Linked DNA regions of Homo sapiens: region 2 is linked to region 1. Evidence: read pairs that join two places in POLR2A ChIA-PET (ENCODE). Cell type or tissue: GM12878. All regions are shown on one strand. Links, peaks and the distances in the headings refer to the core of each region. The heading gives the core; the rest is flanking DNA.

Region 1 (4,184 bases), core at 524-3,023:
TTAGAGGCGTCCTTGATTGCAGTGTTGGGAGCTGTCCATGCTGTTTTACCATAGGGAAGTCCACTCTGCAAGTATTCCTTGTGCTGAGCACTCTTTATCCAGGCATTAAAACAGAGTTAGAAAAGAAAGCTGAAATGCAAGGTGCACACTAAAGGGGCATTATTCAAAAGCATGATAACAATTTCAAGTGGTTGCAACTAGCCAGGTTGTATAAACTGGGCATGTCTCATCAATATTACCTGACATCCAAAATATGATTTTTTTTGAGAAACCATGTGAACAGAAAAGCTGAACAAAAGGGGTTCCCTGACACCAGTAATACTCACATTTTTAAATCTACATTTTACCTAAATTTGTTTGCGTTATCAGAAGGTATAATCCTCAGGTACAATTCTGCATTTTCTATACTTTATGTTTTTTTCTTACATAAATAAAAATACCCAAATTAAGACAAGTTCACTTATTCATCATCTCAAAGTTGATAAGCTGTGGTCATAATGAATAAGCCCTCAAATCTAGAGAAAAATAGGATAATAAGGGTAGCATTTGCTGGTTATATTTTCTTTTCAAATAAAAAATGCATTTCATCTTTATGGGAAAATACAATTCATTCATTTATTCAACAAATATCTATAGAGTACCTATTATATGCAAGAGTTCTTGTGAAGAAATATAAAGACTAAAAGAACACACATTCATCATAAATTAATTCCATTTCTACATATAATCAAAGTTGTCTAATAAGAAAAATAAAAAAAAGGTTATTAATGTATACAAAAGTGGATAATACTAAGAAAAACACCTAGAACTCTTGGCGAGGCTGGTTTCACCATTAAAATCATCTAATAACTGTACATGAAACATTTCCTCCAAACTGAACTTTCATTAAGACTAAGGAATAATCTACCTGCAATTCAGAACTTTGAGTAAATGACTTTTAAAATTCATGGATGGTATCATTTTGTTTCTTTGGTTCCATTTCTGGTTCTAAAAATAATATATTTATTTAATAACATCAAATCTGTGAAAGGTTTTGATTTTTTTGGAGAAAGAAGTATATTGAACTTAGCAATCATTAGAATTGACCCACGACTGTGTAAGAATTAGATACTTGCTCTGAATGTGACCCAAATTTAATGGACTGAAAGTATTATTGAAAAATAATTTTAATAACCATCCCACCAAAAATTTCTAAATCACCATTAGCAGAAACTTAAAATGACTAAAATATAGTACAATGCTATGATAATAATTTAATATTTACTGATCATTTACTATGTATCTGCATTACGGTTTTATATGTATTATCCTAGTAAATCCTTAAAAAACTTTAAGAGGTGGGTGATTTTATAATTCCCATTTTACAGATCCTGGTACTGGGGCTTTCTGGTCATTAAAACACCTGCCTAAAACCACTAATCAGTAAATGGGAGGCTGGCTTTTGAACCCAGTTTTGGTCGTTGTTCTTAATCATTATTCTTTATTGTTTATGGACATGTTTGTCTAATAGCATAATATGTAGAATCAAAGAAATGATATTAAGTGTGGAAATGGAGTCTCCAAACTCTTTATGCTTGTTTAAACGATCTTCTCTCTCGAGAGTGTATCTTCATCCTTTCATGCTTTTTCTCTCTCTCTGCTCTCCCACACCGATGCTCCCCACACCGTACACACATACACACACACACACTCACACCGTTGGAGTTCTGGTCTAACACTTACTTCATAGAGCAACCTAAAAGGCATAATGTGGTTGACCTTGTCCAATAACTGTACCACTTCCTGGGAGTTCATGAAGCTGTTCATGTTTGCAACGAATATACCATCCAGTGACTCTAAAGCTGCTGTTGTTCTTTACAAAGACATGATCCTATAGCCCTGGCTATTTCAAGATCAGTGTCCGCAGTTGTTTCAAGACATGGCATTGGGCTGTGATGAACCACATCAGTTTCTCAAGTGTAAGGAGGTAAGTTAGCATCTAAAACAATTCTGTCGCCCATGTGTAGTCAAAACAAGTTAAAAGTGCACTTGCTTTCACGATACCAAATACTTTGAAGCAAGAAGGAAGCTCAGACAGGAGAGAATCCAAAAACAATGAAAACGGAAGGAAAAAACACTGAAGTCAAGAATTCTCTGATTTTTTTGAAGCTATAAAATGAGAGAAGCGGAGGGAAAAAATCACATAACGCTCACTCTAAATCAAGCAAGATCAAACAGTCTTGGAAGGGATATTGCCGATTCATTTCAACCCAAGAGTCATAGGGAAACAATTAATGGGTACTGAGTATCTTACTCAGCCTTCTGCAAATCTATCAATGTCGTCACGGATTTTTTTTTTTTTTTTTTTTTTTTTTTTTTGGTTTATGTAAAGGGGGAAATATTCAAACATGAAATGAAAGAAAAAAATAGTCAAAATTATTTACTTTAACTTCTAACCTATATAGAGTCTAAGTGAACTTCCAATAAATACTAGAAATAAAAAAAAGATTCACTTAAAAATAGACAAATTTGTTAGATTTCATTTAGTTAAGAAAAATCATCCAGAATAAATTAGGTCTGGATTTATATAGTACCTTTTAAAGATATTAATGTTAACTGTAATAGAAGGGTGAAAAGATCTACTTTTTTAACCACATAAACCTTTACAAAAAGACCACCCAACAACTTAATAAGGCTCCTCAAATATGGATGAAAATCCGGTACCTTAAAGAAGTAATTGTTTTAATGGTTAACAGAGTTTAAAATTTCCCAAATTCTTGACCAGAGAATTACTTACTAGGCGAACCTCTAATAGAGTCAACGTTTTAATCGGGTATAGTTTTATCATACTTAAATGGCAAGATAGCGAATTTTCTATTTTAAAATTTCTATTCCATACATATGTTCAATAGTTGAAACTTTACAATGTATCTGACAATACCAACGGGTATGATTCAAATGACCCTACTGTTCCAGAGAATTTCCAAGAAAATAAAGAAATCTCTTACAATAGCCTAAATAGAAGCATAGTTTTAATTTGAATTTTTAAATGTGTGTAATTTTCTAACAAATAAATGTCAGAAAGTATTGACTCATATATATATTAGCATTTACAAAACAAAGTTTAACATCTTTTTCCTCCCTTGCTAATGGGTCTTGAAAAAGTGCCAGGTGTAGGAATATGCCATTGTTATCATATTCTTATAAGCTGCCTTATACATTTTTTAAGATCTATGTTGTATTAATTTCTTAACAATTTATCGGGAACATTTGCATTCACAGAAAAATAAATGCTTGATATTTAAACATAATTAAAATTATCATTCTTATCTATTTAAGTTTCAAGAGAAATAAAATTAAATTACACTTAACTGTTGGTCTAATTTGGTAAATTTCATATAGGCAATTAATAATTAGTGTAGTGGGTTAACAACTAAGCTAACATTTATACACTATTCATATACTGTTAAATCAATAATTTAGTTTAAAAATAAAATTAGAACAAATATTTATTAAGTGGTAACACTTTCTCCTGAAGGCTCCCATTTAATACATTTCTAAAGAAGAAGGCTAGTTTTAGAAAGGTGTGCTGGCAATAATCTGATTGCACCTCATACAAATGAGAATTCTACTGATTGAAAGGAGCCATGGCAGCTAGAAATTATTTTTTAATAGGATTTTTTAAAAATCACATGGGTAACAGTTGAAAATGTAACTGGTAATTAAAGCCTGCTTCTTAACAAAGTTTTACTTTATTTTTTAAGGAGAAGTACAAGCTTTTAGACTATAGTTTCAGATACAAGGAATATTAGTGCAGATATTTAGAAGTCAATTTATTTTGCATGGTATTATACACAGAACTTACACTGTACCTTTCAAATGAAAAGCATAAAACAAATCTGAAAACTAAAAGCTCACATTTTCTCCCCCTGTACTCTCTATTTTGACCTAATAATCATTTAAAGTGTGGGTGTTTATCAATAAAAATTTTTGCAGCACCACACATTGTGGTGGAACGTTGCTATTTCCCGAGATAAGTACAAAAAACCTCAATGCTAATTTGCATCACAAAATGATCTAACATATCTGGAATATAATGCACAAGCTTCATTGAAAAGAAACCATTATATTTTTCTTTTCGAAACAAAAAGTACAGATATCTGATTGGGTCTGGGTGTGCTGGAGGTAGGGGGTGGGGAAGAGGT
Region 2 (4,184 bases), core at 581-3,080, 980 kb after region 1:
ACTATAAACTAGACAGATCAAGTGACTTGTCCAAAGTAGAGGAAGCTGGTGGCTACACCAGACCAGAACACAAGTCTCAATGTCAGTGCATTTCTTTACGTTTTTAAATTTTATTTTTAATTGACATATAATAATTGTACCTATTTATGGGGTACATAGTGATGTCTTCATTCGTATCTAGTGCGTATCCACCATCTGAAACATGTATTATTTCTTTGTGTTAGGAATATTTAATATCCTCCTTCTAGCTATTTGAAACGGTATATTATTGTTAACTATAGTCATCCAGTGCCATAGAACCCTAGAACTTATTCCTTCTATCTAGCTGTAATTTTGTATGCTTTAACAAATCTCTCCCTATCCGCCTTCTCCATGCCCATTTTCAATCAGGTTATTTAACTTTACTAGGAGAAATACAAAGCAAACATTTTCCTCCACTGGGAAAAACTAAATTAATAGAAAGGGTGAAAATGGGCTTTCAATTATTTTTAAGTTATTTATATATAGGATTAATAATGTTTTAGGCAAAAACTCACTTGTAAAAAAAAGTCGTAGTACCTTTTGATATTTGAGTACACGTTTTTTTTTAGTACTAACAAGAGATTCATTGACCTGATGTGAAAGTGCTAACTAAAATCAAACCCAGGAAGGACTGTCTGCTACTCATTGCTCTGTTTTCTCCTATTCAAAGGCTCTCATAAGTGCTAAATCTATATCTATTCATAGAACGATGAACTGCCAGCCTGTGCTCTAATGTACCACATTATCTACATTGACCAGGTCTCTGCAGAATCTTGGCAAGGATTCCTTCACCTGTTAGGAAACTAATTCATTGCAGTCAGACACATATCTATGCTTAACTTATGTCTATTGGACAAAAGGTTATTAAACAGAATGAATGTGAAGATTACATTAAAAGGTCTGACAGAAGGCAGAACTTCAGGGTTGAGACTTCATCCTCCCTTGAACACCAGCCATTGCAGCTACCTGAGGAGCCCTGAGCAAACATAGCCTGCTAGCGCAGCGATCACCTCTGTTGGGCAGGAGCAGAGGGTTAAAGACCTAAAAAAAATCTTGCCCTATGTCAAACAGGAGAATAAACAACCTTATTTTTGTTTTGTTTCAATACATTGGTAGTGTTCCTTTTTCTACACAGTTGCTGTTCTAAAACCTGCCTGTGCTGCAAGGGTCCTGGAGGAAACCTGAGGCAACTGGCCTGATTTGCATTGACTCCTGGTGACCTCCCTGCAGGCAAAGCCCTACGGACACCCTCTGGAAGTACAGGCAGAGTTTAAAACACAGGTTCTGCCTGTATGATATTTTTAAATTGTCAGAGTTAGGAGAAAGAGAAGCAAAAATGATTACTAAAATGATTCATTTTCTTCTAAAGTGCCTCAAGAGTCTCCAGAAATATTTAGCAACACTCCCACTGCATTTGTATTATTTAGATTTATTTTACTTGGAATAAAGTCATTTCTTTCCAACCCACATGTCCAAGGCATTCTCATTATCCTCAGAGCAGTCACATGACAGATGGTAATGGCTTCTTCTGTGCTAGAGAATGTCAATTGTCAAACTGTGGGGAGATTTTACATTGTGGTCAAAACCTGCCAAAGAGAATTGCATCAGTCTTTTAAATGTGGCAAAAGGCTTGACCCTGCTATCTCATCAAAAGATCCAGTACTCACAATTGGGAGTTACATACTGTAGAAGGATATAACTATATCTAAGATATTTAGGGAACATCTGAATTCTTTTCCATCTGATATTTGTGTGATTCAGAAAAGGGCAATTGGGCAGGGGAGATTTTTTAGTAGTTGTGGTTGTTATTGTTTTCATATGTTTGATTGGCTAGTTGCTTGTTTTTTCCTCCTGAGTTATATGCAAAGTTGTGCATGTAAATACAAGCTATTTTAGATGAGGGCTATTTTAACAAAGCACACATAGAAACTTCTTTTTTTTTTTTTTCCTGCAGAAATTAAATCTCTAACAAGAACCCTAACAAGAGCCTCTGGAGTACAGAGGACAAGAGTTATTAATTTTATTTTATGGATGGTGGAACCACAATAAACTGTAACCTCTAAAAATAAATGCTTGTTGAAATTATCTGAGACAAATCTAAAGTCTGAGTTTCATTGACATCAGTAGGAACACAGAAATAGACCTTATGGCTTGGGTAAATACAAGCTATCGTCTGAGTTTTTCCTTAGTCTAAACATAAGCTTCACCATTTACTCACCTATTTGTAAAACTCAGACAGTTCTGCAAGTATATTCTCTATAAATAAGAATCTTCCTGATTTAATTTCAATAACTTAGTTTGGCAAAAATTTCTTGAGCACCTACTAAGCTCTAGTGACACAAAGATTAATAAGATCAAGATGTGTGTACAGCTTACTTTAATAAAGATCAAGTGCTATTTAGGAATATAAGCAAAATATCTTGAGATCAAAGATGATGGAATGATCAGGAAAGTTTTCATATGAAAAACAAGATTTTGACTGTGTCTTTAAAAGAAATGTGGCTTCCCCAGGTGGAGATAGTAGATGTGGAAGGTCATTTAAAGCAGTAATAAGAATATGAAGGTGTGAAAGTGCACAGCATATTTGGAAATACTTAGAAAATGCAAGTGATTTCTCACATGACATAGGGAGATAATGTGGATGAGAAACCAGAAAAATTGGCTAAACAACAGTGAGGAGCTTTTATTTTATTCTGACACAGAGAGGAGCTACAAGGGTGTTTACTTCTATACTCATCTGTTTGTTTTAAGAAAAGGTGCTACATATGTAATCCATCTGGGTATTGAGAAAATAACCTTGATAGTAATGAAAAAAATAAATTTGAGGGGAGAGACATTGAGTCTGGAAAAATGAGTTTTACTATATTCTGCACTAGAGGAATTATGTAAATAAAGAAAAAGACAAAATTTGAAAGTAAAGAAACTTTGTAACTAATAGGATGTGGGATTGGAGGAAAAGAAAACACTCAGAAATTAAAAAAAAAAAAAAGGTTTACAGCATGGGCAACCATAGTAGCAATGATATTAACCCAAAGGGCTAATGTAGGAATTGTATGAGAAGTTAATGTGTTTGGTTTGAGATATCTTGAATTTGAGAGACCTGAGGCAGAAAACTTGTGACAATCGTAATTCTGTATTGGTTTTGTACTGATGAGTGAATTTGGAGTTGGAGATTTAGATTTGAGGGTCACAAACCTAAGTGACAGTGAAAACAAGGGAGTGAATGAGACCCCCAGAGGAGGGGTGGAGGAAATCAACAGCTGTAGGCCAGGCTAAGGAGTGGCTGGTTCCCACCCACTGCAGTCAGGCCAATGCTCCCTGGCAGGCCTTGATGTGCCCGTCTCCTCAGGCTATGGCTGACTTCTCCTTTCATTTCTCAGGCAAATCCCTGCACATTGTGTGACACAAAGTCTTTCATAAAAGCATTCAGCTCCTAATGAAGTTCACATCGATAAAGAGAATAAAAATAGAAGGTAGAACTTTCCCCTTAGCAATTTGGTTCCATTTTATCTCCTGAAAATTGTGCTTATATATGTCATCATAGAATTCAGCATGTAAAAGCACTGCTTTTTATGAACTTTCATTACCGAGTTATATATTTTTCCTTTAGAAAATAAAAGCATTTCAGATTTTAAAAATATGTAATGTTCTTTTAGCGTCAATATTTATTTAAATCGTTCTTATCTCATTGTGTACTATAGGTAATCCTCAAAGCTAGTGAGAAATCTGTTTACACATTTACCTCCTTGGCACCATTGTCCTACATTCCATGTTGATAACTTCCTCAGAATTAGATTGCCACTTTGGTTTAGCATATTACCTACTGAAGAATCTCAGCAGTGTTAGACTACATTTCTTCTTGGCTTGGGAAACAGCATAAACCTCAACATTTTCTTTCCCAGATATCCAGGTAAAAATTTGGGAGAAAATTAGGTATAAAATCCTAACTAATGTCTTATTGATTCAACTTAATGTGTAATTAGTAGTTACCTTCCTCTGTGCCTTGTTGTAGTTCTAAACACTGTACTTAGGAGCCTAAATACTTATGGGTGTTACTAGGGAACAGAAAAGCAAGGAGGTGACACATTAATAGACAACTAGAAAAAAAGAACAACAGTAACTTCTGTGTTTTGTGACATGCGTTATAAAGAATTAGAAACAAC

What was found. Peaks named below come from ENCODE experiments on the same cell type or tissue, not always from the same donor. Only the 100,000 strongest peaks of a DNase experiment are listed, where the experiment ranks them.
Region 2: POLR2A ChIA-PET joins it to region 1 with 7 read pairs; 1 of 35 experiments calls an interaction of 5 or more read pairs at or near these places.

The regions. Positions count from the first base shown.
Region 1 is chr5:88,871,381-88,875,564 of GRCh38, forward strand. The region is part of intron 1 of MEF2C (myocyte enhancer factor 2C); the gene reads right to left. Among named protein-coding and RNA genes, the nearest start is that of MEF2C, 9.7 kb to the right of the region's middle. In GM12878, for the core only: no CTCF peak of the experiment used is centred there; no DNase peak of the experiment used is centred there; H3K4me3 peaks cover 858 bases; H3K27ac peaks cover 542 bases.
Region 2 is chr5:89,848,793-89,852,976 of GRCh38, forward strand. No RefSeq gene overlaps it. Among named protein-coding and RNA genes, the nearest start is that of MIR3660, 170 kb to the right of the region's middle. In GM12878, for the core only: no CTCF peak of the experiment used is centred there; a DNase peak (open chromatin) is centred at 1,602; H3K27ac peaks cover 378 bases.